2 separate regions of the Homo sapiens genome follow, and region 1 is linked to region 2. A link is a loop called in an ENCODE intact Hi-C map of the cell type or tissue named here. Cell type or tissue: prostate gland. All regions are shown on one strand. Links, peaks and the distances in the headings refer to the core of each region. The heading gives the core; the rest is flanking DNA. Region 1 overlaps COL4A6 (collagen type IV alpha 6 chain). Region 2 overlaps COL4A6 (collagen type IV alpha 6 chain).

The links. Peaks named below come from ENCODE experiments on the same cell type or tissue, not always from the same donor. Only the 100,000 strongest peaks of a DNase experiment are listed, where the experiment ranks them.
Region 1: a loop joins it to region 2, with 2.3 times the contacts of the local background. A loop is called at or near these places in 1 of 110 quality-filtered maps.

What each region holds. Positions count from the first base shown.
Region 1 is chrX:108,262,347-108,277,677 of GRCh38, forward strand. All of the region lies in intron 3 of COL4A6 (collagen type IV alpha 6 chain), which reads right to left. Among named protein-coding and RNA genes, the nearest start is that of COL4A6, 170 kb to the right of the region's middle. RefSeq lists an enhancer at 7,883-9,082. In prostate gland, for the core only: no CTCF peak of the experiment used is centred there; a DNase peak (open chromatin) is centred at 8,135; H3K27ac peaks cover 1,312 bases.
Region 2 is chrX:108,220,002-108,234,271 of GRCh38, forward strand. It overlaps COL4A6 (collagen type IV alpha 6 chain), which reads right to left. Exons shown (of 45, transcript NM_033641.4): 4 at 1,239-1,373. LOC124905205 (a long non-coding RNA gene) reads left to right here. Exons shown (of 2, transcript XR_007068304.1): 2 at 80-378. Among named protein-coding and RNA genes, the nearest start is that of ATG4A, 140 kb to the left of the region's middle. In prostate gland, for the core only: a CTCF peak has its summit at 4,844 (motif pointing right); DNase peaks (open chromatin) are centred at 4,900 and 5,440; H3K27ac peaks cover 2,608 bases.

The sequences.
Region 1 (15,331 bases), core at 4,817-12,816, 47 kb after region 2:
TCAACCTCAGGCTGTATTTGTGAGGTCCTCCAAGACAGTCATGGCTCTTCCTTCCTGAGAGTATTGGAGGGACTTAATGTGTTATTTCTGTTTATATTTAGAAACAGTAATCTGAAGAGGGAATGTTTAAACCAAATACATTAATCACTAATGGTGGAAATTCAAGCATAAGTGAAAAAACTGGGTGTAATTTTTTAAAAATGCATTTTGAAGAAGAAGGAGAGTCCTGCTGAACTCTACCAGTCTCACCACTTCATGACCATCCATGCAAGGCTGATTGTCTGAGGTTGTCTGGCTGTCTTACACGACTAATGTGAGGCAAATAAACATACAGGCAAAGCTTCTAAGAGAAAGAAATTATATCTTTACCAGTTGCTTCAAAAGAGACCAGTAGGACCAATCACGGATTGGTGGTTAAGATGTCTATTTGCCCCTACTAATTCATAGTTGATGGGCCTTGCAAGATTCCAAGTTTAAATACAACTTTGTCTTTACAAAGCCTCTGTCTCTTAAGACCATCAGTTGTCCTACATTTCATTTGATTATTTTTTTAAAAATAAACAAACCCTCATCAAAAACCTTTCTTTAGACTAGTAGAAGATATTGGAATCTACATTTCACAAACATTAAGGTACATTCCATAACCATTTGTTTAAAAGCATGGGTGAGTGATTGCAGCCAATGTTTACTAAGTCCAGGATAATTCATGAGACCACCACAAACATCATGAATGACAGATTCTGGTTGTAAACAAGGTTCAGGGAACAGAAGCAGTTCTACCATCTAATATCAAGCTGAAGCTACTAGACTAACTCAGGGACTAAATCTATAGACAAAGAACAATAAAATCTTTCTGATGAGGTCCCCAAATGAGATTCCTGTGCTCCACTTCTTAGACCAGTGATTCTCAGTTTTACCTACACATTCGAATCATCCAGATTCCACCCTAGAGATTCCAATTTAATTGATGAACTTAGGCATTGGTGTTTTAAAAAAGTTTCCAAGGGGATACCAATGTACAGTTAGGGTTGAAAACTTTTGTCCTAGAGTACAAGGTTCTGCTCAAAGTTCTCATTCATTTGAGGCATTGAGAATAGCTTAGGACCGTGGTTCCCATCAACATCTTCCTGTGTGGTTTTAAAAAATACAGATTCTTGTATTCTACCCCCATACTTCCAAATTAGAATTTTTAGGAGTTGGTCCCAGGAATCCACAATTTTACAAGCTCCTCACATAATTCTTATGAAGCCATCCTGGCAGGTCCTGATTGGAAGAAATGCATTTGGTAACTACTGAATTAAGTCATCTGTATGTCTACAACTGTGCACAGCAGTGGCTCTCAACCTTTGTTGCTCCAATGCCTGATTGCTTGAATCTCACCTCCAGATAATTTAATTTAATTAGTTTGGGGGTAGATCCCAGGTATCAATATTTTTAAATAGCTCTCAGTAATTCTATGTGCAATTAGGTTTGGGAGCCACTGGCTTGGTGCAAGGATGGATAAAAGGTAGCCTGTTTGCTGACCCTCCGTGTTTTCATGTCCATGGCAGACATCAATAATCAATCCCTATAGTGCCCATATGTGGCCTCATAATTCTTCTCACTATATTGTCCTAGGCAGCCACTCCCATGCATTGAGTGGGCATACAACTACTATTTGCTATCTTTATCTTCGATCCAGTCTGGCAGAAAGTTAATGACTTCTAGAGAGTCCTTCCTGGGTTTTGTTTCTAGGGATAGTACTTAAATGTCGAGATTATTGTCTGCCAGGACACTGTTCTGAAGTAGGAGAAGGTAAAAGCCGGAGGTGGGTGCAATAGAGAGATCTATCATCTAGCTACCTCTACTACCCAGTGAAGCACTTTCAGTCCCAGCTTCTGTTAAAAGTAGAAAGCTTTATGCAGAGTAATTTATCTACTGTATACATATTGGGTTAACAGAGGACCTCTGTAAGACCTCCTAACACCAAGTGTACAGGAAAGGCCAAACATGAAAGGAGTTCACTTAATGTTTACCTCAAATCCCTGATGGGATCCTCTATGTTCTTGTTTGTATATCCCAATCTATTTTCCATAAACATTCTACCTTATAGAAGCCTGTCTTATCATGGACTAATACCGAGTTCACTGAACCTTTCTCCTAGGCCATGGTATGCAGGAGAGCGCTTGAGCTTCAGAATTAAACTTGTCTCTTGCTGTGCTACTTCCTGCTTTGGAGGAGAAGAGCCAAGTGAGCCAGAAGTTTCAGCAGTTTCTTCTGTACTTGATAATTAATATGGTATGTGGGGAAAGAAGAAAGAACATGGTTTTTTTCTTCTAAAAAAGGGCTTCTTTCCCTGGGGCCTGTTGTTTCAACAAGTGCAGAACAAAGAACTGCAGGGAGACAGAGTTTTTGCCTCTTGGTAACCTACAAAGAAGCATCTTTAAAGGCAACAGATCGTAATTCTAATAGGACTGGAGAGGTAAGTGCACATTAAGCATGCCAAGGATCCTGAAGTCTGCAAATGAGGAAAACTCTGTGAGGAACAAGCAGCCTAGAATTAAGGGAAAGAGCATGGGCTTTGGAGGCAGAATATGTTGAATCACTCCATCACTTACTAGCTGTGTGACACTGAGCAAATTACTTAACCTCTCTTAACCTCAGCTTTCTTATCTACAAAATAGGGGATTACAATAGTACCTTCCTCATAGGCTAGAAGAAAGGATTAAATTAGGTAATGTCTTTCTATAAAGCTTCTTAGATCAGTACCTGGCAAACAAACAGTAACCATCAGTGGTACTTGATATTATTATTTGAGAGGTCCCTATACTGCTTTGACATCCCATTCAAAATCCATATTAGCCTTCTTCAAAAGATGATTCCTGGACATTCAGCATCATAATGATCTAGGGGGGGCTTGTTAAAATGCAGATTCTGGATCTAAAGAATCATAATTGGGTTTGGGTTTGAAAATCAGGCATTCTAGTTGGAGGAGAGTGACAGCAAACAATTTAAAAACTTGTGACTAAAAGACTATTAATTCATTGATTCATTCACCTATTCAGTTTTTTTTTTTGACAAACATGGAACTTATATCTAGAGGAAGACAAAAACTCTAAATAATTACAAGTTATTAAGTACTACAAATAAATGCCTGGGGCTGCAAAGATACATGGTGCTAAGGGATTACGTGTCTGAGGGAGGCTAGTATCTAAGGAGGTCTAATACAAGGGTAACTTTTACAGTAAGTCATATTCAAGTTGTGAACTGTTGGGTGAGGAAGCCAAGTGGAGAGGGTAGAGGTGGGAGTGGACAAAGAAACAGTTGATGAAACACTATTTCAGGAAGACGAAATAGTGTGTTCAAGGTCCAGAGGATAAAGAGAACATGGCAATGTTTGAAGATATCAGAATGGCTGCTGAGGATAGAGAGAGAGATAATGGCACGGGATGAAGTTGGAAGAGAAAGACAGGGCTACCAGATCATGAAGACCTAGAGTGCTATGATGAAGAGTTTGGACTTTATCCTGAAGGAAGTGGGAAACCACTGAAGGGATATCTGGTCAGGAAAATGTCAAAATGCAGATGACATACATAAAAAAAAACAGAACAAAACAACACAGTAAATAATAAGGGATATTAATGCATGACTCAGAACTATATGTACTATAGAGGCAAAGGTGAGCAGCTAGGGCTGGGGAGGGCATCCTTGGAGGCAGACATAAGCTGCATTTGATAACTGGGAGAGACTTTGGTTTGATGAGGTGGTTTATTTTGAATGCAAGAAAATATATGAGTGCAGTGGAAAGCTTGAAGTGAACTTGGCTTAAAATGAACCTTGGGAAGATAGAGCATGAGGGAAGAGTGCTTCCTTTTCCTTGGTGGAAATATCTGTTTTGCTGCTATTTTGATGTTGGAAGACTGTGCTGACAGAATTTCAGAAAATCACTTGGTGGGATGGGGAAATAGGTGAAAGAGCAGATGCCAGAGTCACAATCACAGGCCAACTGAGGGAAAGGACTAAAGGAAGAATGGAGCTAGTAATGCTTAAATCTTCTGTTTTACAAAAGATCAAAAAACCCCCAAACACTGCAGGTGTTCCTCAGTCCTGAAATATAAAGGTATTGCGGCTATTTTCACTATTATCTTTCCTGAAATATAAAGATATTCAGGCTATTTTCACTATTATCTTTCTCATTTCAAAACGTGTACTTGGGCAAAACCTGAAAGCTCAATAAAGACATGCCCTATGTCTATGCTGTTCACTAATGGTAATTTGTTCATTGGTGGTAATTTGTTATATGCTATAAATAGCATATAATATGTAAGTATAGAATTCTGAAACAGAATATATTTAAGCATTACTATAAACAGCATATAACAATAATTTGCTGAAGCATTTAGCATATTGCCTGGCAAATGGTATGGACTTAATGAACATGGTGCTACTAAGATTAGACCCAGATATTAGTGTAAATCCTATGTTTAGGGCATGTGAAAGCATGAAGAGCCTAGATATCCTGTGAGTACATTTGGAATAGGGATTTAGGGATAGGATTTTTTGTCATCAACTTGACTCAACCTCTGTATTAGCTTCCTATTGCTGCTATAACAAATTATCACAAACCTGGGCTTAAAACCAGACAAAAGAAATTTATTTATTATCTTACTATTCTTTAGGTCACAAGTCTGAAATGGATGTCGCTGGGCTAAAGTCAAGCTATTGGCAGAATGGCATTTCTTTTTGGAGGCCCTAGGGGGAAATCCATTCCTTTGTATTTTCTAGCTTCTAGGGCCTGCCTGTATCCCTTGACTTGTGGCCTCTTCCTCCATTTTCAAAGCCAGCACCATCAGGGTAAGTCTTTGTCACCTAACACCATTCTGACACACTGTCTTCAGCTTACCTCCTCCACTTATAAGCACCCTTGTGATTACATTGGGACCATCCAGATGATCCAGGATAATCTCCTCAACTCAAGTTTATCTGATTAGCAACCTTAATTCCATCTGCAACCTTAATTGCCCCCTGCCAATAACATGATATATCTCCAGGTTCTGGGGATTAGGAATGTGGACATCTTTGAGAAGGGGAAGCATTATTCTGCCTACCACAAGCTCCAATCCATAAATCGGTAAATACATTCTACTGGACTGTGCTCCCTTCTTGTAAGCCCACAGCACGTAAAGTACTTAACATAGAACATTGACTATACAGTAGAAGCTTTCTTGAATAGCCCTTAGAGTAAGTGATAATTTGTTAAAGTGAGGAATCATATAAAACAATACAGACACACATGTACATACATACACACATGTATATACATACATAAAACATTTTATTTCAACCTAAAACACACAAAGGTACATTCATTCACCACTCTGGTGATGTGTTGTAAGGCCAAGGCCTTTTCTTTGAGCGTGAGGCCACACCCTGGGATTTCACAGACTCTTTTTCACGTAAGTTACATTCCTAATGCATCACATTTGATTTCCACTTTCAGTTTTGTTTTATTTTTAACAATATGGCAGTTTTCAAAAGCAACTTTTCTTTAGTAAGTCTTTCCAAAGCATTGAACTTAGTTTTCATGAAAATAATAGTTTTCTTTTTATACTCATATTTCACAAATTTACATTAAATTACCTACTTGTAATAACGAGTACAACTGCCATAAATGGGCTTGGCAAAAACACAGCTAACTTTTGGTAAGTGATCAACTTGTTGTGTGGAAGCAGAAATATAAGTGTTCACCAGAAGTAACTTACCTGCCCATGAGCTTCCATTGTGCCCTGAGCATTGGCCAGTGTATATTCCAATAGGAAGGAAAAACATCGACTTACTCCATAAAGGAAGTTAAGCAGAGGCCAGGGAGGAGGGCTTTTACTGTATTTAAAATGGTTCATTTAAAAAGGAACAATCAATAGATGCCATAGTCTGAATTTACTATTGTAATCAATTCTTTCTTGAAATTGCCCCCAAATGTGCATCAGCTAATATTAATAATGACTAATATTTATTTACTGCTATGTGTTCAGCACTGTGCCAAGCACTTTATAAACACTGTTTTATTAATCCTCACAACAACCATATGAGGGAGGATGTATTATGCCCATTTTGTATATGAGACAGCTAAGACTTAGAGTTTAGAAATTTGCCAAATGGCACATATCAATAGAGATTCAGGCCCAGGTACTCTAGAGCCCACAACTGTGCCAATACTATGTTGCCAACCATCAGGCAAAACAGTCATGAGTCATAGCACGTGGTGTCACACTGCCAGCTGCCTCCTTGCTTCCTCTCCACAATCCAATGATAGATTGTTCCAAAGCAGGGGCAAGAATATCCATGGCAGTGCCCTTAGTCAGACTTCTTTGCTTCCTCATCTCCTCTGACATGGTAGTTGTACGGCTCTTTCTCCCGAGCAATGAGCCAGCATGACATTTGAGGGCCAAACGCAGACATTGTTTGAATTTATTGAGGTTCTTTATCAGCAGCAGCTATTTTTTCTCCAGCAGCAACTTTTTTTACAATCTTATCCCTATTTATTTTCCCTCTGGATTTAGCTGTCATCTCTGAAGGCTTAAGGGCAATGATCATTCTTTCTTGGTTCTACCATCATAGAGGCCACTTGCTTATCTTCTGCCTCCAGAAATCACTGCAAGTAATCTGTCTTCCAGTCTTCCATAGAAGTATGGGGAAAGAGAACATCAGAACTCAGCCTCCTTGCTGTGGCTGAGCCACATTACCCCTTAGAATCAAAAGAGATTAGGCAGAACCTCACTGAAATGGTAGAGCCGGCCAGCCATATCATTCAGTAGCTGCAAGTTGTGCTGCAGACAAAAAAAAAATAATAGATCAGGAAAGCAAACTGTGCCAATGAAAAGGAAGGGACTTTCGGAGCCTGCACTCATGAGGACATTTGTCTAGAAGGTTCGTGAGAGCAAAGCACACTGTCAGTGCAGATCAGCTGGAAACCTAGAGGAGGTAAATTTAAGATCCAATGATATTTTCTACCTGTAGGATGCTGGAGGCCAGATTTAAGAGTGCAAATGTACTGAAAACCAGAGGCATAGAGTTGCCATGGAGACTCACACCTGAAAAAATCTCACAGATAATGACTTGAGATCTCAGAGATACTAGCTCAAATCTTTTCAAGCTAGATTTGAGCAACTCGGTCTAAAATTTGACTCAGACCAGACTGGGCAGGATGGGGCAGATTCACAATTCAAGGGCCATTGAAGGAACTCTACAAAGGCAGTCAGGGAAGGGCTAACAGAAAACTAGCTCAGACCTATTAACATTTAAGTGAAGCTCAGTGTCAGTAATAAGCATGTTGACACATTTCAGATGATTACAATACTCCCATTCTTCAAAGAACTATAGTATTTTGGTGTTTGAGGCCATTCTGGTTCAATTATCATGTGACGTTTGGATTTTCTTTTAAAAATCAATTTTTATTAAAAATAGAGAGACTGGTATGTATGTTTCAGGGGTGGAAGAATTTGTGTTTTAGTAGGGGAACTTTAACCAACCCCTACCTCAAACAGGTTCAAATGGAAGAGTAGGTGACAACTATGAAGGAGGCAAATGGGCCAAAACCCAGGGACATAAGATAAAAAGAAAAAAGGAGCAGGCCACAAGGAGTCATCCTTGGAGTTGTCCTTTGGAGCCATGGGCCTTTAACTAGTTCATACAGCCTCTTATGGAATCTTGGAATTCAGTGTGGCAAAAAGCAGAGAAGTCTTGAGAGTAGGGTTTGCATTCCAGCACTGTCCAAATTTTCTGTGTTACCTTGAACAAATAATTTCAGCTTTCTGAGTCTCAGGTTTCTCATCTGTAAAATGGAAACTGTCATACCTGCCCCTTCTAAGTGTGGCAAATTGCATTACTGCCCCCAATTCTTTGCCCCCTACTCTATCCATGTCATTTGGCTCATTCCTTCCATAAAAGAGGTGGAGTATATTTCCCATTCATTGACTCTGGGTTCAATCATGTAACTTGCTTTAGCAGATAGGATGATATGGAAGAAAACAGTGAGCCAGTTACAAGCTTATGCTTTAAGAGGCATTCTATGTTTTTGTTTGCTCTTGCATGTCAGCTGTAACCATGAAAAGAATCTGCCCAGGCAAGCCCACTGGTCCTAGGAAGAGAAGGAGGAACACATGCAGCAGAGCCACTCCCAGCCTAGATCAGGTAACCTGGACTAATGACTGAGCCCAGTCCAGACTGACTGATGCCCAGCAAACCCGCAGACTGGTGAGAAGTAATTGTCTGAAGCCACTGGGTTTTGGAGTGGGTTGTTACATGGTGACAGCTAATTGATACATTAACTCATAGAGGTGGTATGAATCTTAAATGTGTTAAAGAATGAGTCCTTTTTCAAATTTTCAAACCTTTTTTCAAAGGTTTACACAAAAAACTGTACAAATTATTGTTCTAAGAGTGGGTAAGTAACTTAAAGGCCTGGAATGCTAAAGTAAAGTAGAATTAGGTCATATTTGGTTCCTGTAGGTTTTAATTGAAAGAGTTCCCTTTCAATTAAAATTAGGGGCACTAAGTCCCGAGGATCCATCCCAATGACCTCATCTCAAAGCTATGGTTGCCCATGAGTTCCTGTTCAGGCACTTGAGAAAAGGCAACGCGGCTTAGAGCAAAAGGAGATAGTAAGGATGGTTTAATGAGAAGACTTTCAGACCTCTTCAGACGATGGAGCAGGATGCCAACAGCTCTTTACTCTGTTTATTCAAATACTTGTTCTATTCATTAAATCAGCCATAAAATTTGTCAGCGTTGGTGAAGTCTTGTGGGCTGTGGCCGGCAAGTTTGCTGGGCAATAATTCTGCCAGCTCTCTTCCAAGCAACTGTTTCTGAGAGCTCCAAAAGCTAAACACAGGAAAACCACACCAGCCACAAGCTTCATTAACCAATAAACTCTTGATGGAAAGCAGGATCTCACACCATTGTTTGTGGTACAAGACTCCCCCAAGGGAGAGGGACAGTGGTACTTAAAAATCCCATTGGGCTGACTAAAGATGATCCTATGCTTCACAATTTACTTCAAAATTTGTGTCAGGCCAGTATTTCCACTGATAAAATAAATATCAGAAAGGATATTTAGAAAATCTTGGCAAGAAAAGTATAAGTAAATATGAGTGCAGGCAGGGGTATTTTAAGAAATAATATTAAATGGATTCAGTCAGATGAAGAGTAAATAATTTACAGTCCTAAGGATTCAGAGCAGACTCAGCCATAAAAGGGAGGGAGGAACAACCATCTGCTGCTCCAGGTATGAGTGACCAGCTTACATGTCACATGCCAAGGCCTGAACCCCAGCGAAAAACACAAATCATAACCAGATATGGACCTAGAAAGTTCTACCTTGGGGGTCTATAAAGGGAAAAAAATCATACTCTATTGGCGGTTGTGATTGTTCTCACTTCATGCAATAGTCCAAAGGAAGTTCTCTCTTTTACAGTGAGGGAGAAAGAAGCAAACTACTTTTAACTACTATATTTACACCATGTTTCTCTTGTGAAATCCATTCCTCATCCAGCTACCCTGGGCAAGAGAGAGTCTACAGTGGATGTATTTCCTGTATTATCCAGCTGCCTTCGGGTATACACAATAACATCTGAAAGCTAATTAACCAGTTTACCCTTCCTCTAACCAAAATGCCAAAATCAAATTCCTTATTACCTTTGTACCAAGCCCAAGTGCAACCCCTGTCATCTTTCACTCCCATATCCAATAGGTCTTTCACATTTGCTTTTTTTTCAGGTCCATCTCCAGATCTGTCCTGCCCCTCTCTGTTTCCATTGCTCTGCCCTAGTCTAGGCTCTGTTCCCTCATGATTTGCTTACTGTAACAGCCTATAAACTTCCTGGCCTCTAGGTTTTCTCTAACTTTTCTTTATATTGCACTCAGGTCATCTTGCTGAGCTACTGTTTAGAAAAATCAGTTCGTTCTCATTCTTTTAAAGGAATATGAATGACTCTTGGTTTCCTATGGCATCAAAGCCTCTGTGTAGCAGCCTTATTACTCGAACTTCACTCACTGTGTCAACCCACTTCAGGCTGGTACCTAGAACACTGATTCTCACTTTTGAGACTTTACTCAAACCACTTCCTTTGCCTAAAATGTTCCTTGAGACCTCCTCAACAATCCTGTCACTCCATGTATGCATAGCCAGCCTCAAATTTCTATCTCCCCATGAAAATTCTCTTCATAATAAAAATGAGATGAGTGGAAATTTAATTAAAACCAAGCAATCAACCAACAAAACAAACAACAACAACAACAAAAGCGAGATAAGCAGTAGGATTCCCAGTCTTCTTACTGTTTGGTTATCAGTGGCTTCTCCAGAAATGCTTTTTTTTTTTAACCCATCTCTCATTTTTTATTTCAGTAGGACAACTTTAATTCGAGATAGCACTCTCTACTTCTATCTGCCAATGGTTATCAACCTCGGCTTTGCATTAGAGTCATCTGGGGAGATTTAAAATACCAGATTCCCAGGTTGTATCTCAGATTAATTAAAGTAAAATATCTATGAGTAGTGAGTTCTAGGTGTCTGTATTTTATTTTATATATATTTTTTACTTTCTTTTTTATTTATTTTTATTATTATTATACTTTAAGTTCTAGGGTACATGTGCACAACTTGCAGGTTTGTTACATATGTATACATGTGCCATGTTGGTGTGCTGCACCCACTAACTCGTCATTTACATTAGGTATATCTCCTAATGCTATCCCTCCCCGCTCCCTCCACCCCACGACAGGCCCCGGTGTGTGACGTTCCCCATCCTGTGTCCAAGTGTTCTCAACCCCATCTAAAAGTGGGCGAAGGATATGAACAGACACTTCTCAAAAGAAGACATTTATGCAGCCAACAGACACATGAAAAAATGCTCATCATCACTGGCCATCAGAGAAATGCAAATCAAAACCACAATGAGATACTATCTCACACCAGTTAGAATGGTGATCATTAAAAAGTCAGGAAACAGCAGGTGCTGGAGAGGATGTGGAGAAATAGGAACACTTTTACACTGTTGGTGGGACTGTAAACTAGTTCAACCATTGTGGAAGACAGTGTGGCGATTCCTCAAGGATCTAGAACTAGAAATACCATTTGACCCAGCCATCCCATTACTGGGTATATACCCAAAGGATTATAAATCATGCTACTATAAAGACACATGCACACGTATGTTTATTGCAGCACTACTCACAATAGCAAAGACTTGGAACCAACCCAAATGTCCATCAATGATAGACTGGATTAAGAAAATATGGTACATATACACCATGGAATACTATGCAGCCATAAAAAGGGATGAGTTCATGTCCTTTGTAGGGACATGGATGAAGCTGGTATCTGTATTTTAAAAGTGTTTCTAGGTGATTCCAAGGCTGAGTACCATGGATCCAGATGATCTCTATAATCTCCTGCCATGTTTTCTCACGTGTCCCACATTTTACTGCTGTTTCAAATCTCAGCTTCAATTGTTCCATTCCTTTACTCAAAATCTTTCAATGGCATGGAGATATACATGCTAATATTAAGTGGGAACACATAGGTTAGAGAAAGATAGAGTATGTTTATATATAATTTTTTTTCATGTGTACTAGTTTTCTATGGCTGTGTAACAGATTTCCATGAACTTAGCAGCTTAAAACAACACAAATTTATTGTCACAGTTTCCATGAACAGGAAGTGTGAACATGTTTTAGCTGGGCCCTCTGCTTAGGAACTCTCACTGTCCTGAAATGTAGGTTTTATTATTAATTAGGTATGATGAGGTCTACAGAGCAAGAGATAAGTGCCACTGAAAAGCTGTTTTGTTGCTCACAGTTAAGAGGAGGGAGCTTGCCATGCTACATGGGGCTACATGGGGAAGCACCAGGGTCAGTCAGGAAGCAGAAGAAGTGAGGAGAAAGCATGGCCCAGAGCCTTTATTGTGGTTTCCATGGGAAAGGCAAGGCAGGATAAGCATGTTTTGGATTGGCTAGCTTGAATGATTTCAGTGGGTCTTGGGTATAAGGATGGTCTCTAGTTTCCTGGTTACTGGCTCTGCGATGATCAGGGCAGAAGAATATTGCCTTCTGGTATGTAAGAACCAGACGCAGGAGGTGGTTCAGAGTGTGGGCTCTGGGTTAGTTGGCTTACATATGAAATACATGGTCTTAGGCAAGTTATTTGCTGTCTCTAAGATACAGCTAGCCGTGGAGAATCTCTTCCCATTCAGTGAAGCTCCAGAGGCCAGAGCATCAGGAATACAGAAAATAAGAAAATATAGTTAATACACTCAACTGGCTAAAATTGTAGTATCAGCCAGGACTGTGACCCAAGCTCATTGGTTGTTTGAAAAATTAAGTTCCATGTGGTTTTAGGACCAGGGTCCTTGTTTTCTTGTTGGCTGCCTGTTGGGAGTGAGTCTTAGTTCCTAGAAGCTACTCTCAGGTCCCAGCCACATGGCCCTCTCACAGCATGAAGATTTTTCTTCAAAGCCAGCTGGACATTTTTCTATAATATAATCATGGGAATGACTATTCTAGCACCTTTGCCATGTAACATAACTTAATCAGGAGAGCAATATCCCATCATATTCACAGGTCCCACCCACACTCAAGAGGAGGGAATTATACAGGTCATATAGGCGGGGGTGGGAGTCTTAGAATCTTGTCTTCCATAGCACAGAATTATTTTATATTAATATATTTTAATAAGAAAGAAATCTAGGGGTATATACATTAGGATGTTAACACTAATCATCCCTGCTTTCAAGTGGTATTCTATTTTGAAATTTTATAGTTTTTATTCTATAAAGCACTTGTATTACTTGGGAGGAAAGGAAGAAAAATGGAAATGAAGGAAGGGAAGAAAAGGTAAATAAGGAAGAAAGGAAGAACCTTCTATTGCTTCCAAAACTAAGCATAGTTCATTCTATCAAAACAGTTTCTCCATAAGATACTTTCAACTATGTTCAAGGAATTATCTACCAATACCTCCTTCAAGCAATCCTATATTCAAGACAAGCCAAGTACCCTGGCCCATATTTATCCTGTGTTTTCCTATCTGTATGGCACACTCAAATTACTCCACTGCTTCGTTTCTGTTAAAATCCTATGCATCCCACAAAGCCCATTGCTCTATCCTGTATGAGTTAATTCTTGATTCCACCAGCCATGAGGTGTTTCCTCTTGCTTTTGAAATCCCTGAGCAATAGAGTATAGAGGTTAAGCTCCCAAATTCTAGAGTCATATTACCTAGTTTCTATTCTTGGCTCTTGCCACATTCTAACTGGGCAATTGGGGTAAACTGTTTAACCTTTAATAAATCAGGATCACTGCTCAAAGGAGATAAAGCAATTGAAAGAAGAGGGGATGCAATGTATAATCTAAGGGGGAATTAGCAGAGTACAAACACTGGAATTGAAGTCTCCAAGGCCGAAACCCAAATGAAAGCACATATGCCTTCAGGAGGAAATCAATCGTGTGGGACTGAGATTGGCATACGGGTGCACATGAGTAGAGCTTTGAAGTTCAAGCCCAAAATGTAACCTTTGCCTTGGAAAATTCCCCAGCCAAAGTCACAGACACTAAACAGGAAGCACATACTCTATGAAAGCAGGCAATGCCATCCATGATGTCTTCCAGGCCATTTCTCTAAAACAGAAGGTTCCTCCTGTTTAGATCTCTTTGTAGCAATGTATACAAATGTTAGTTCCAAGTGAGGAAATTTCATTCGTGATTTCTCAAGAATGGAATTTATCCAAGAAAAACAACCATCCCTTATGACAATTATCTCCCTCATTTATGCCAGTCAGATTATGAGAGGCAAAGCAAAGAATTGTATTTTCCAGACCTATGTCTTAAACAAGCCCTAATACCACATCTTCTTTTTAGCACTTTGTTCTGGCAGAGTAGGGCACAGACCTTGCCAAAGCATGCCAAGCTCTCTGGCAAGTTAAGGCTGTTCCTTGATCCCACCAACTGACATGAAATTGACATTTAGCTGGTAAACCAGGTAAACTTTGGACCTGGATTCTGATTCACAGATTCTCATTGTCTTTGCTTATAGAATAATTGGGAGCCACAAAGCTAGAAGATAGGCACTTTATGTTCCAAAGAAATAGTTATAGTATTAAGTTCTACCATTTATTTAGCACCTACTATGTCCCAGATACTTTGCATGTGTGATCTAGATTAATCCTCACAACAACTCTACCAGCTAGGTACTCTTATCCCCTGTGAAAGATGAGGACATTTGAGGGCAGCAAAATGGAAGGCTAAACTACATCCCTTACTGATCTCTCCTTTTTTTGACCTCCTAGAGTAATGCAGACCTGAGCACCTGGCTCAGGATAACCAAAGGCAACTTCTTCCTGCTCCTAAGGCAGGTGGCTCTTCCTAAGGCAGCAAGCCACTCTGCCATTTTAAAGGTGTTTGCTGCTTGGCTGCTAGGTGGCATGGGGAAGTGGATCACTAGAATCAGGATACTGAGGATTTCAACCTTTAATTGGCTATGTACCTCAAACATTCCCTTACTTTCTGGGGCTCTGTTTCTTCATCTGTATCATGAGAAAGCTGGACTAGATTAATAACATGGAAATTTTCGAAAGCAATGGAACCTTTGTCCAAACAAAATCTTAGAGAATTTCAAAGAAGTACCACTGGTTGAAAGGTATAGAGGCGAAGATGGCCGAATAGGAACAGCTCTGGTCTACAGCTCCCAGCGTGAGCGATGCAGAAGACGGGTGATTTCTGCATTTCCATCTGAGGTACCAGGTTCATCTCACTAGGGAGTGCCAGACAGTGGGCGCAGGACAGTGGGTGCACAAGCCGAAGCAGGGCGAGGCATTGCCTCACTCGGGAAGCGTAAGGGGTCAGGGAGTTCCCTTTCCTAGCCAAAGAAAGGGGTGACAGACGGCACCTGGAAAATCGGGTCACTCCCACCCCAATACTGCGCTTTTCCGGTGGGCTTAAAAAACGGCGCACCAGGAGATTATATCCCGCACATGGCTCAGAGGGTCCTACGCCCATGGAGTCTCGCTGATTGCTAGCAGAGCAGTCTGTGATCAAACCGCAAGGTGGCAGCGAGGCTGGGGGATGGGTGCCCACCATTGCCCAGGCTTGCTTAGGTAAACAAAGCAGCCCTGAAGCTCGAACTGGGTGGAGCCCACCACAGCTCAAGGAGGCCTGCCTGCCTCTGTAGGCTCCACCTCTGGGGGCAGGGCACAAACAAACAAAAAGACAGCAGTAACCTCTGCAGACTTAAACGTCCCTGTCTGACAGCTTTGAAGAGAGCAGTGGTTCTCCCAGCACGCAGCTGGAGATCTGAGAACGGGCA
Region 2 (14,270 bases), core at 456-8,455:
TACCTGCTGCCATCTGGGGAAAACTGGAGAACCTTGAATGACCTAATCACAAGTTTCCCTCTCCATTATGCTTCTACAGATAAGGTCCCCTAGCCGAACAACTCTCCTTATCAAATGGACCAGGTGCAATTCCTGCTTATCCTGGAATAGCAGTTTCAATTTCTTGCTGGCCTACTGGACTATTCAAACAAGCCAATTGCATCCACCTTCAGGAACCAGGGGCACCCTGCCCTACTGATACTACAAAGTCTGCTTTGCACAGCCTTTTCTTCTAAACTCTGTTCCCAAGTGCTATCCCTATGTGGCCCTATGTGGTGTGTGGTATCTTCCTCCCCTGAGCTGTGAGTATATGTGACTAATAAATTGCTGTCAACTTCATCTGCCCAGTGTCAGGTGTCATATCTTTAGTCATCCCCATGATCCTAGTGAGGGAATCGTTCCCTCACCAACAGGGCGAATAGAAGGTGATTAAAGTAGGCAGGGAACATAAACTGAGCTGCTGAACAGTCAGCCTGCCACCATGACATTATCACTCTCGTTTCTTGCAGCTCTTTCCCTATATTTGTGGCCTAGATTGCTTCTAAGCACTCTGACCCCTTTCTTCCCTGTATCCTTGCTTGGATTCCTGATCTGTGCTGCCCAGGTGATTGGACTTCCGGTCCATGTACAGTTCAAACCCACCTGACTTCTTACCACAGTGAGCCCACTTGTTTAGCAAGCAGCTAATACATTTACTTTATGGTGTGCTTGCTATGGGAGTCCTTCCAGAAGTGGGCTGATCCATTGGCAGGCCATCACCCATCCCATCTCTTATTAAAATATGCAGCCTGGGTGGGGCATGGTGGCCCATGCCTGTAATCCCAGCACTTTGGGAGGCTGAGACTGGTGGATCAGGAGTTTGAGGCCAGCCTGGCCAACATGGTGAAACTCCATCTCTACTAAAAATACAAAAATTAGCTGGTGGCAGGCACCTGTAATCCCAGCTACTTGGAAGGTGGAGGCAGGAGAATCATTTGAACCCAAGAAGCAGAGGTTGCAGTGAGCCGAGATCACGCCATTGTACTCCAGCCTGGGCAACAGGGCGAGACTCTGTCTCAAAAAAAAAAATGCAGAAATGCAGCCTGGCACCAAACTACTCAGGAATGACATCATAAATGAGCAGAACTGGGATGGAGAACTTCTGATCTTTACATTTGTGGCCCATGCATCAAAGAGAAATCAAGCTTTGCTGGTCTTACCTTATCTCCTTTTGGTCCATAAGGTCCCAGAAGGCCTGGGAAACCCCTTTCTCCTTTCAATCCCGATAAACCAGTAGAGCCAGTGAATCCTTGAGGACCTGTTGGGCCTTGAATTCCAATTGGTCCAGGTCGTCCCTAAGGTGGACAGAAGGAGTGCAATTAGTCAATAGAGGACTTAGCATTAATACTTCTCATTTTCCCACGCACAAAGAGCACTGTCATAACTTCACTGAATAATTTTGGCTAAGAGATCTGTGAGGCACGCCAAAGTTCCAGACACGGATCAGAAAAGGCTATTTTAGGGATTGCTAAGCTTATTTGGATAGAACACATTTTATAAGCACATTTAATAAGATTCATGTGCACCAAGATCCTTCAACTTTGTACTTCTTAGGAAATCAGTTATTCAGGATGGATAATATTGTCCTCTTCCTAGTTAATGCCAGGCCATCCATCAGATTGTCAAAATAGTGAAAGAACAGAGCGCTGGAGAGCATCATGACATTTTATAACTCACGTCCAAATGGCCAACCATGTGCTTGCAGTGAAATCCAGAAATGGCTGTGGCTAAAGAACATTGCCCCAGGGGGCCAGAGTGGGCCCAGAAACCTACAGGCTGACAAACCTGCAAGAGCTCATCTTCGTTGGCAGATCCCAGGACTCCATCACTGCACCTAGTAGCAGACATTCACAGGGAAAACACACATACACATGCACATATACACACATGAATTGCTTATTTGTTCTTTCTTCCTATCCCTCTCTCCTCTCCTCTCCAATCTGTAAAGTGTTGAATGTGTAAAATACAAGAAGCCTAAGAATATCTATTAAGTATCAATTATGATAGCAAGAGGGAACAGCCTGAGGATTTTAAATGCCCTGCTTATAAAATGTCTGTAACAATTAAGTCTGAGAGTTCAGGCTGACATTTTAAAGTGGACTCAGACTGAGTATTAACCCTAGTGGGTGCAACACAGGCAGGCTGGTCTATCATTTAGAACAAATCCCAGTAGGGACTGAATTTTCTTGGCAGAAAAATGAAAACCATTAGTAATATGCATTACCTCTCAGAGAGCACAACACCGTATCAGGTAGAAAGTCCATTTTCATAAATGCTTCCCATCTCCACCTCTTGGCCCCTTTACTGACTGTCCATCATTTCCTACAAATCTGTGAAAAACTTTGAAAAGAAGCCCATTAAGCATGCCCTTTACTGTTCACCTTCAAGGCTTACTTTTTAAAAGGCTGAAAATGGGACAGATGCCTTATGCTGTGGCTACAGTTAAGTACTGGAGATGCAAGTGGCCACCAGCTGTGATGATCCTTTGGAGTATAATTTTGAGTGTCAATCAGGCCCACGAAGACCTACGACCCTTGCAAGGAAGTAAAAGATGCTCTGTCCAAGGAAATGCAGTTCTCTTGGGCACCACCTACCACTTAACCTTTTCCAATACCCAACATGTGGCCTACAAAAAATGATAGGTTGCAAACTGTTTAACAGGCTTCATTCTGGGAATGATGGGGGTGGAGTAAACTTTCAATTTTTAGGCTCCTACCTCCCATTGTTGGAACTTTGTTTACAGTGGTTCTGTTATTTATTATTATTGGGATTTTCACAAAATCAATAAATATGTGTGTATATATGTATATGTGTGTATAATGCATATTAATAATATAAAAAGAGCAGTACTTAAAAAATAGTGCTGGGGTGCTGTTGACAATGAGTAGGAGGTCGAAAGCATGGGCCTACATCAATGATAGACTGGATAAAGAAAATGTGGCACATATACACCATGGAATACTATGCAGCTATAAGAAAAATGAGTTCACATCCTTTGCAGGGACATGGATGAAGCTGGAAACCATCATTCTCAGAAAACTAACACAGGAACAGAAAACCAAACGCTGCATGTTCTCACTCATACGTGGGAGTTGAACAATGACAACATATGGGCACAGGGAGGGGAACATCACACATGCGGGCCTGTTGAGGGGTGGTGGGCAAGGGGAGGGATAGCACTGGGAGAAATACCTAATGTAAATGACGGGTTAATGGGTGCAGCAAACCACCATGGCATATGTATACCTGTGTAACAAACCTGCACGTTCTGCACATGTATCCTAGAACTTGAAGTATAATTTTTTTAAAAAAAGAAAGAAAATGTGGGCCTAGGTTTCAAGACTAATGCATACAAAATCACAGCAAACAGTACAAATTTGGAACAGAGCCTAAGTGCTGTGGGAACATGAAAAAAGAGTTGGCAATGGAGGGTTTGTGGAAGGCTTACATTTTGCCCATGGCTGGGGGAAGTCATGGGCCGCACTGGAAAGGTTGATTGGAAAGGTTCCAGCTGAAGCGGGCCTGGAAAGCACCGCAGAAAAGTCGAAGTCGTGATGTGGCAGGACACAGGGAACCCTCAGAGGTTTGGGAACAGGGGAGAGTTGGGAGAAGAGCGGTCTTTCAGGGCTGAAAGTCATCAAGAAGCATTCAGGATAACATGTGTATGTCAGAATGAGGCCAGGGCTGCCTGCCTGAGGCTGGGACAAGGGAGGCAGATAAGAAGCAGCTGTTGAGGAGGAGGGAGCTGCTTGATGGGAGAATGGAGGGCAGGATGGGCTTGCAGAGGCCATGTTATTACTAGCAGAGAGGATCCAGTCAGGGCACTGAATGCTTGACCCAAATCCAAGCCCTGACAAAAGTTTTCCCACATCAAGGGAAGGAAGGGGAAGAGGACAGTAAATCACTGAACAGCTACTGAGAGAGCAGGTTGTGATGTGGCCCAGTCCCATCCTGCTCACACCATTAGAGAGAAGAGTCCCAGCAGCACCCAGCATAGGCACAGGGACTGGCACCCTCTACCTCTGGTCTCTTACCTTTGCAAGCACATGCTTATCAGCAAGGGTAAGCAAGGAGACTTAGGAGGTAGGCAACTCGAGGGCTGGGCCTAACTGGAACTCTGATTCCATGTAGAAAAGACAGGGTCCCACAGCCTGCTTCCTTTCTCCTGGCTTGGTGGGCATGCAGAATTTCTTGACCCCTGTGTTCCAACAAGAGAGCTGAAAGGAACTCTCCTAAAGAACTCACATATATTTTTTAAATTCTAATTCTTTTTCCAAATAGAAGTTTGAAAAGGCACCCCCTAGAGGAACATGCACTTCTGGACTGGCCCCAGGTTCCAGCTTGGGTTGGCGGGCGTGCCAGCAGCTCAGTTTGAAACCTCTCACATTGAATCAAGGGCCAGAAGCAGGGCCTGTGGGAAGTTTCTAGGCTTCTGCTCATCCAGAACTGTCCCCTCAGCATGGTGTGAGGCTCTTATGGAGCCTGCAGTCATAGGATATGAGACAAAAAGCCTTCCCATCCATGGATGTCCTTTCATACACTGGCACAGAACACCGGGAACAAATGAAGGTGACTGAGAAAAAAAAGAGGCAGACCCATTTCTTCTGCGGGTTGTTTTGTCATCCAGATACGCTTACTTTGTGCTTATAGCTGTATGATCTTTTTTCCTCATCTCTAATGCACAGGATTTCTGCCTCATTACCCATACAGCTAAAGCTTAATATTAACTAAATCAGTGGTGAATTCCTTTCCTTTCCCACCCCGACACTATCAGCGACATTTTTCATAATGGCCAGCAGAGGTCAGTGTGAGAACATAGAGACTACAGATAAGCAGGTGGGTAGGTGGGCCTCTCCCTCTACAGAGAAAAAGAAATCAAACCAGTGTCAGAGAAGTCACAGAATGTTCGAGCAGGAAAGGCCCTTAGAGACCATTCAATCCGGGCTTTATTTTATACATGGGGCGGGGGGCGGGGGGAAGGGGGAAGGCCGAGAGAAGAGGAAGGACTTGTTTAGGTCACGTAGCTAGTAGGAACGGCATGGAACTAAACAGACCACCTGCTGCCAGTATGTGGCTGTTTCCCTGTTTGCCAGTGGCAGATGTCTTAGGGGGTCCTTGAGGCTGCCCCTCCACTACCCTGGGCCCGCCCCTGGGACTGTCCCCATCAGTAGGCTGCAGCAGCCAGATGCTCACACATTATTTCTTTTTTCCTAACCCTGATCATTTCACAGAACCAATCTGAAACACCATCACTGTTTGGACAGCTAGCAGAATTTCAATGGGCTTGGACTAATGCCCTGTTCTGATACATGTCATTTATTTTGGCAAATAGACCCAGACAGGGCAGAAGGAACTCCTCCAAGTCTTTCCAATGAGCTCTCCTGCTTCCATCTGCTCAGGATTTTAAATATGCACATCAGGGTCTAATTCTCAAGGGAATGAGTTGGGACTTGTGCTTAAGGCCAGGAACCGCAGGTCTGCAACCACAGCCCAGGCTGGCTGCCTCCTGCCAACCACAGTGAGTTGGGATCAGTGTGAAGTTTAAGGTGGCCTCTGATCAGACCCAGATAACTAGGGTAAAAGACCCAGAAATGGGGCTGCCTATAAAGTAGTAGACATATGTAGATATATCATCGAAGAATCTTAAAAGCATATGCCTCACACTAGACAGGACGGTGAAACTGGTGGAGGGGGCTGACTTTTCATAACTTAGTCCCTTTCTGCCTTTTTATACCTCCGTTAAGGTTCCAGTGTTCTTCTCCCATAAAATTAACATTTGTTCCTGAGGAAGAATCTGAAACTCATTCCCACTGAGGCGTTAATGACTGACAACTTAGAGCTTTGCTTTTCCCAGAGGGATTTGTAAAGCAAAGCATTAAGCTAGGGGATGCAAATGGTATTTATGAAGCAGGGAAGGGAGAAGGGTGTGCACAGGCCTTCCTAAGGATCCAGTTGTATTGTAGAAGGTGATGCAGTGCTGTTAGGTACACTTTAAATGAAGTCTCCTTACTGCCAATTAAGTTATGTGACCTTGGGCAAGGGATATAACCATCTTGAGTATCAAGGGCTGAAGTGTAATAATAGCTCTTACGTTGGATTATTGTCAGCATTTAAATGAGTTAATACATATAAAACACCTGGCAGATAGAATGAAAGCATTAGTTCCCTTTTTCCTTTAGGCATCATTTATGGCAAAATGGAGAGTTTAGGATTGGGCACCAATGCTCCTTCTCTTAAGTTTCAGTTGGAGATGCACAGACATCATTGAGCGACCCTCTTTGGGGGCAGAGATGTGTGCTTGGGAATAGATGAGCATGTATGCCAGTACCCCACATCTGTGAGAGCATTTCTCCTTTTACATAGCAATGGTGTCCTGGTTCTCCTTGGTACTTGGCTTCTCAGTGTTTATTTTTCCTCCTGAAGGGCTTTAATCTACATACTAATGACTCCCAAACCTGAACCTCCAGCCCAGATTTCTCTTCTGATTGTGCCAGATCCTTATAGTCAATGACGTATAAGAGATCTATTCAAATAAATATTCCAACTCAAACCCAACATGCCCCAAACTGAACCACATTGGCTTCTCCTCAACCCCATTCTCCAAACCAGCTCCCTTTTTCTGAGTTAACTCAGTAAATGGCACCATTCATAAAGTTGATGAAGCCAGAAACTCAGGGGTCCTCCATGACCCTTCCATTCCCTCATCTCCCACATCCGATCCATTAGCAAGGACTGTGAATTCTACCTCCAAAATCTAACTGAAACCTGTTCATTGATCTCTAGCCCCATGGTCTTAGTTCAAGTCTTTCTCATCTCTCGCCTGGAGTGTTGCCACAGTCTGCCAAATGGTCTGTGACCTCCAATCTTGCGTTACTCTCTCCTAACCTCCTACTCCAGGGCCTTTTTATGTGCTTTTGTATATGGCTCTGCTCTCCTGGCTACCACTTCTGTATCTTTTGGGCTCTAACCAAGATATCAGCTTCTCCAGGGAGCTTTCTATGATTACCCCCACCCAATGTGTGGGCTAGGTTGCCTGTTTATGTGTCTATACCTCCCAACAGACTGAACTCCTTGAGGACAGGGCTTATGTCTTACTCTTTACTGAATCACCTGTGCTCAGCACTATGCCTGGTACACAGTGGGCATCAGTAAATGTTTGCTGAGTGGAGAAATGATTGAGAAATGACTGAGAAGCCAGTGGCCCAGGTACAGCAGTATCTTGTTTGGAAGTCTAAATAGTGTTGAGGAAAAAGTCAAACTCTGTAAAATATTTGAAGAGATTTATTCTGAGCCAAATATGAGTGACTAATGGCCCATGAAACAGCCCTTGGGAGATCCTGAGAACATGTGGCCAAGGTGGTCAGGCCACAACTTGGTTTTGTACATTTTAGGGAGACATGAGATATCAATCAACACATGTAAGATGTACATTGGTTCAGTCTGGAAAGCTGGGACAACTGGAAGCCTGGGGCAGGGTGGGGGGGCTTTCAAGTCATAGGTGGAATCAAAGATTTTCTGATTACCAATTTGTCGAAAGAGTTATTATCAATAGAAGAGAATGTCTGGGTTATAATAAGGGGTTGTGGAAACCAAGGATATATCATAATAGATGAAGCCACCAGGTAGCAGGCTTCGGAGAGAATAGATGGTAAATGTTTCTTCTCAGACGTAAAGAGTCTGTTCTATCAGTAACTCCAAAAGGGAGGAGAGTATAATGAGGCATGTCTGGTTCCTTGTTCCTAACATGGACTGAACTAGTTTTCCAGGTTAGCTTTGGAAAGCCCCTAGCCAAGAGGACGGATCCATTCAGATGGTTGGGGGGACCTTAGAATTTTAACTTTAATTTATGATAGTTGCAATAGAGTGCAATCAGGAAACATCTGATCACAGAATCACTGAAAAGAAAGCTGCATAAGACTCAGGAATTGATCCAGTTCAGGATGGAGAAGTTGAAGGGCAGAAAGAGAATGGGACTTACCCAAGTTCATACAACATCCACTGTAGACTTTTAAAACAATACCTTTTAGAGCCTTTGAAAACAGAAATGGTCTACATCTAATGTAGTTTCTGGGCATTCTTTGTTCTCTGAGATCTCTGAGTGAAATGGCTTTGATTCTCATCCTGAATGGAATTCATCCATTCAACAATGATTTATTCAGCACTTACTCTGTGCCAGGCACAGAGGTTAAGATGGCAGGTAAAACATAGTTTCTGCATTCATGAAACTTATAGTTATGTTATCCCTTGAAAACAGATGATGCATGGCCCATCACCAACCTAATTAAACACTTTTCATCTCATGCTGAGTTTTGTGCTTGGCAAGTATGAATATACATGTAGGGGCTGAGAAGGCAATACACAAAAGAAACACACTGCATGGCCCATGCCCTCAAGGAACATTTAAGCTTGTTGGGGGAGATAAGGCCATATCACAAAAAGTATTGGAGATAAGGTCATTGCATTAAAGGAAAGAGATTTAATTGACTCACAGTTCAGCATGGCTGGAGAGGCCTCAGGAAACTTATAATCATGGCAGAAGGGGAAGCAAACATGTCCTTCACATGGTGGCAGCAAAGAGAGGTACAGAGTGAAGGGTGGGGGAAGCCCCTTATAAAACCATCATATCTCATGAGAACTCACTCACTATCAAGAAAACAGCATGGAGGTAACCAGCCCCGTGATTCAATTACCTCCCATTGGGTCCCTCCCACGACATGTGGGGATTACGGGAACTACAGTTCAAGATGAGATTTGGGTGGGAATATAGCCAAACCATACCAGTCATATGCAATGCATTTTTAAAATTATACTGTATATACCACAAGTCCAAGAGGAATTCAGAGACGTGTGAATTGACAAGGGAGCAGAGGGGCAAAGAAAGACCCAACAAACTGTTAGTGAATGCATTCTAAACATGAAGAACAACATGTTGATGGGAATCAGCGAATTCTGTAAGCGAGGGCCAGTCAGAAGCCTGGGTCTGGCTGGAGCAGAGGTGAGATCACAGAGAATCAGTAAGAAAGGGCAATAGAGAATAACCTACAAAAATTTACAGATGCTGAGGTGTTTAATCTGGTACATTAGCATGTTTTGTTTTAAACTTTAGTTTGGCTTCCAGTTTGGTTCAGAATTTAGTGAAGTGAGATGATATGCTAGCTAAGTGTACAGGGTTCAGAGTTCAGAAGTCTAGGATTCAAATTCCCTCTTCACCACCGTAGGACTTTGGGACAAATGGCATCTTCAAATTTCTTCAGCTGTCAAGTGAGGATAATATCAGTGTCTACTTCATAGGGTAATTATGAAGACTAAGTAAGAAAATTCGAGTAGATCATTATTTTCGCTCCTTAGCATGCATCAGACTTACGCAGAGGTGATTAAAACACAGATTGCTGGGCTTCAGCTCCGGAGTTTCAGATTCAGTAGTGCCGGCTGGGTCTAAAAATCTGCATTTCTAACAAGTTCTCAGGTGGTACTGACTCTACAGGATCAAAGACCACACTTGGAGAATCCCTGTTGTAAATCATTTAGCATTGCACCTTGCATATATTAAATGTGCAATAAAAGTTATTTGTTGTTATTGATGTATTATTATTCAGCAAATGATTATGGCTTGTGCAGGTTTGGAGTTCACAATCTCTGAAAGGCCCTCAGCATTCCTTTATCACTATGACTTAGGGCACCTCTCCTTCTTCCTCATTATGACACACCACAAGAGGAAAGGAGTGGATGGAGTAGCAAGACTGGAGACAGGGAACCCCATGAGGGGTCTATGACCTCCTGAAGAGAAATAATGGTGACATGGACTAGGTTCATGGCAGTGGAGACAGGGAAAAGACATAGTTGAGAGATATTTCAGAGGCTAAAAACTATAAGGATTTAGTGCCATATTGGAACTGATGAGCAAAACAGAGGAAAGTGCAAATGATGACTCCAATGTTTCTTGATTGGGCAACCGAGTGGATCTCTTTGATGACATGAGAGAACTTAGAGGAAGAAGAGTCTTGGGTGGAAGATGAGGAATTCACCTTTGGACAGGTGGAATTTAAGATGCCTGGGCAAACATCTAGGGAGATGTTTAGCACATTTTTCCCACAAAACAGGAAGATTTGAGGAAACAGAGTGAGGTTTGTTCACCACCATATCCCCGGAGATGCAGTATTTGGTGTGCAGTAGACACACAAAACATAATTGTGGGGAAAATGCATAATTATGAAATGAATGAAAATAGAGAATTAAATATGCACTGGGGAATCTTTGAGAAGGCCACTTCCAAGTCTCATTTGCTAGGAGCAAAATGGAATTAAAAGAATGTCACTATCCTAAAAAACTCCTTGTGGCCTTTTGAGAAGGGGGAGCAGAGATCCTTGACCTCCAGCCTAGAAACAAGGTGGCTTGATTTTTACAATTTGTCTTTGCTTTACAACTGAAATTCTCATTTCAGCTGATGGTTGGGGGGAAATGCAAGAACTTAACAAACTTTACCTCAGTAGCCAGGGATCTTTCTCCTAGCAATGAAATGTGGTAAGAAAGATACTAATAATAACACCCCCATGAGTAGAATACTTAAACTTCACAGCAGTTTTCTTTTCACCATTCCTTTGGATCATCACAATACATCTGCAAGGCAGGCGAAGGGCACCAAGCTGCAAAGCAGTTAGCCAATAGGCTGGCTAATGTCACACAGCTGCACAGTGGAAGAGTTACATCAGAGCCTCCCAGTCAACTCTGTGCTCTCTCTGTTGAAACAAATGGAGATGAGTATCCATAGAGCCATACACTTCACTCTCCTAGTAACAGCACTAATGAACTAGCATTGCCTGCAGAAGTAAATAAAAAAGAAAGAATGCTGGTGGTGAAGAATGTGTCTAGCATATGGCAGGTAAAGACTCATATCATGCAGATATAGAGACCTATTTTGTGGCCCAAGAAGTTTTGGATCAGCTTGATAATGTTAACATCACCTACAATTTACCAACAAGAGCAGTGACCCTTTCCATCTACATACATACATACATACATACATACATACATACATACATACATAGTGACTGATGTCTTGCAAAGGCAATTTTCAGGTCTGCCACAGCTAATAAATAGTATCAGAGTCTCCCCCTCAACACTCAAATGGAATCACATTTCTTTTCTAGTTCTTCATCTATAATCAGCGTTTGAAGCAGCCAGCCCAGGCATGAAGACATGCATCTACACGTTTTGTTTTCAAAGATACATACACCCATTCCACTGGTTATTGTCAGCATGTTGAAATTTTTTGGAAGACATATCCCGACTGATAAAGTTAACTCTTGCTAGGCAAGACTTTGCATCCATTTCTTCTACCTGTTTACTGATATTTCTCTTCTAAAACATAATAATAACTTTCTTTTACCAAGAGTTTATAAAGTGCTATTCCTTAAATTCACCTCCTCTATTCTTTTAACAGCCCCAACAGGTGGGTATTAATCTCATTTTACAGATGAGGAAACTCAAATACAGAGAGATTAAGGAACTTGCCTGAGATCACACAGCAAGCAACTGGTGAAGCCAATTTGCTGATATCAAAGCCTCTGTTTCTTCCACCAAGCTACACTGTCTCTGCATTGAATGATGCTCTGAACGCAGAGACACAAACCCATGAACAGGAGCAGTAAGAGCTACACTGCGGAGAAAATATTGTTATTTTCATTGATACCAAAGCAATTTATCTCAATTTACCCACACTTTTCATTGGAATAGGTACTCTTTAATAGAAATGTACTAATATAATTAATAAATTAAGAAATAAGATGCACTTCAAGGAATGGCACTCCCTAGAACTTAAAAGATGGGGGATTTCTTCTGGTTCCACAATTAAAGTGGTCTTCTTACCTGGTCAGTGGGTAATGGTTAGTTTATCTAGGCTCTGGTAGACAAATTCTGATGTGCTATGAGTCTCCAATGCTAGCATATTAGTTTAGTGGCAGAAGGAATATAGGCACAGTATGCTAACTTGATGGTCATTAGGTTGAGCAGAAATTGGAGAACTAGTCTTTAGACATGTCATATTTTCCCTTACCCCTGGGAAATGTCAATAATTGTTAAAATAGGATGAAGTGGAGATGCCTAGATAGAGGCAAATAAATTCATGGAAGAATCTTCAGGTCTCCTTTTCCTCCATAACACATTCATAAAACTATTATCAGGAACCATATCAAACTTCCCTTTTGTGATATTTAATGGGAATTGCAAGAATAAAAAAATCACATAAAACTGTAAATATGATCAATAGTTGGACATAAAAATAAAAACAGAACAACTAAACACCTTTGTAACTATTATAAATGGTTGAATGAGCCCCCATATCACTTGGAATGGGCATTCAGTCTATACAAAGATCCCCAGTGTGTACCGAGTTTCCAGACTGCATGAGAAAATAAATACAAGTTTACTTGGGATGAATTTAACCTAAAACTAATATACCTGTTGGAAAAACATTAAATACTTAATTTGAGAATGATTTTGATTTGAAAATTTTCTAGCAAACTTGAATTGATGTCACCTTTGCCTCTTAAAAAAGTCTCCTGTTTGAAGCAGAAGAGTTAGATTCAATTCCCTGCTCCAACCTTCTAGCTGTATGATATTGAAAAAGTTAATTAATCTCTAGGCCTTTGTTTTCTCATCAGCAAAATGGGGATATTACTTGCTCTACCCATTTCCTAGGTTGCTTTGAGCATCAGTTGAGACAATGCCTGTGAAAAGGAGCTATAGTTTCATTCCACTGACAAAACTTTGCTTTTGGAGAAAAAACTCGAATAACCAAACTCCAATTGTCCACCAAACAAACAAACAAACAAACAAACCTCATTTGCTAGACTCATGAGGCCGTAAACCCTCAAGGAAGAGCTTTCAGTAGAAAAAAGATTGAATAAAAAAAGGAGCAGAATTTAAAGCTGTGAAAGTTGGGAGCAAATTGACTGTCTTTCACAGGAGTCTCATTTCAGTTTTAAAATGATTAGATCTACATTATTACAAATGTACGGTTTATTTAAAAATACATGGTTTAATTACAATCTGGAGCCAATCTTTTTCTTTTAGTTTTTCTAGCAAAACACAGCTATGGTTTTATAATAAAAATCAAAGTGAAACAGGACTTGCCAGAAATTCACTTCAGAGCGATTTTTGCTGTAGTGTATCTATTCCATTAGACAAGGGATACTTTTGGCATTATTCTCTGACATAATATATTGCCCATCATTGATATGCTATACAACCTTTGGTCCAATACTGAGCTGGTGGGAGCTGATTGCTTCTGGATCAATGCTGACTTCCCTGATTCTCTGGTGAAAAGCCACCAAGTTTTGGGAGTGAGAGGTAACTGGGAGCAACCAACTACTATTCCCTAAATAGAAGGAGTAAAAAAAGGGTAGGATCAAAGAAATTATGTCAGGACCTCCTTGTCAGAGAACTCAGGGAGCTCTGAGATGGAAGGGCAAGGAAGAGAGGGAAGCAATTTACTTACATAGTTTCAGTGTTGTTCCCATGCAAACTCACATCCCTGTATTCATTTAGAACCAGAGGAGCATTAATATGCACACCTATGCTGATAAAGGGATACACATTCCACTCCAAACACACATGCCCACAGGCACAAGAGCCTGCTAAAATGGTAGGGCCTGCTGGTACTCTGGCATAGCCTGCCATATAATCATGGATTATCATAGACAATCATGGATTTGAACTCAAGAAGATGAGATGACACAGCTCCCTTCCCTTGACCCTCACATCAATATATAGTAGTCCCTATGGACTAGTAAAGCCCTCTGCACAGACACACGCAGGCAAAAAGATGGGAAGGGAATGAGATCTCCACATTTGTGATATATTTTCCCTTTCCATCATGGACAGTTGGAAGCTGAGATGAGATCAAGTTCTGTGTGCAACAGGAAAGATGGGCAGTGGAGGTGGTGGCAGCTGTGGTATTGTTAGAGTAGAAGCTCTAGAGCTGTTGGTGGCATCAGGTCTAAGAGTTACAAGTTTACGTTGGTGAAGTGCTTCAGATTTCAAAGTGTTTTCACATGTATGACTCCATCTAATGCTCATAACAACACTGTCCTCAATGTACTAGAGAAAGTAATTGAGACCCAGGGGTTAACTTGTCCATGGCCATGCAGTTTATGGGCAGCAGAGCAAGATCTTTAGTCTGAGTCTAGCAGCTT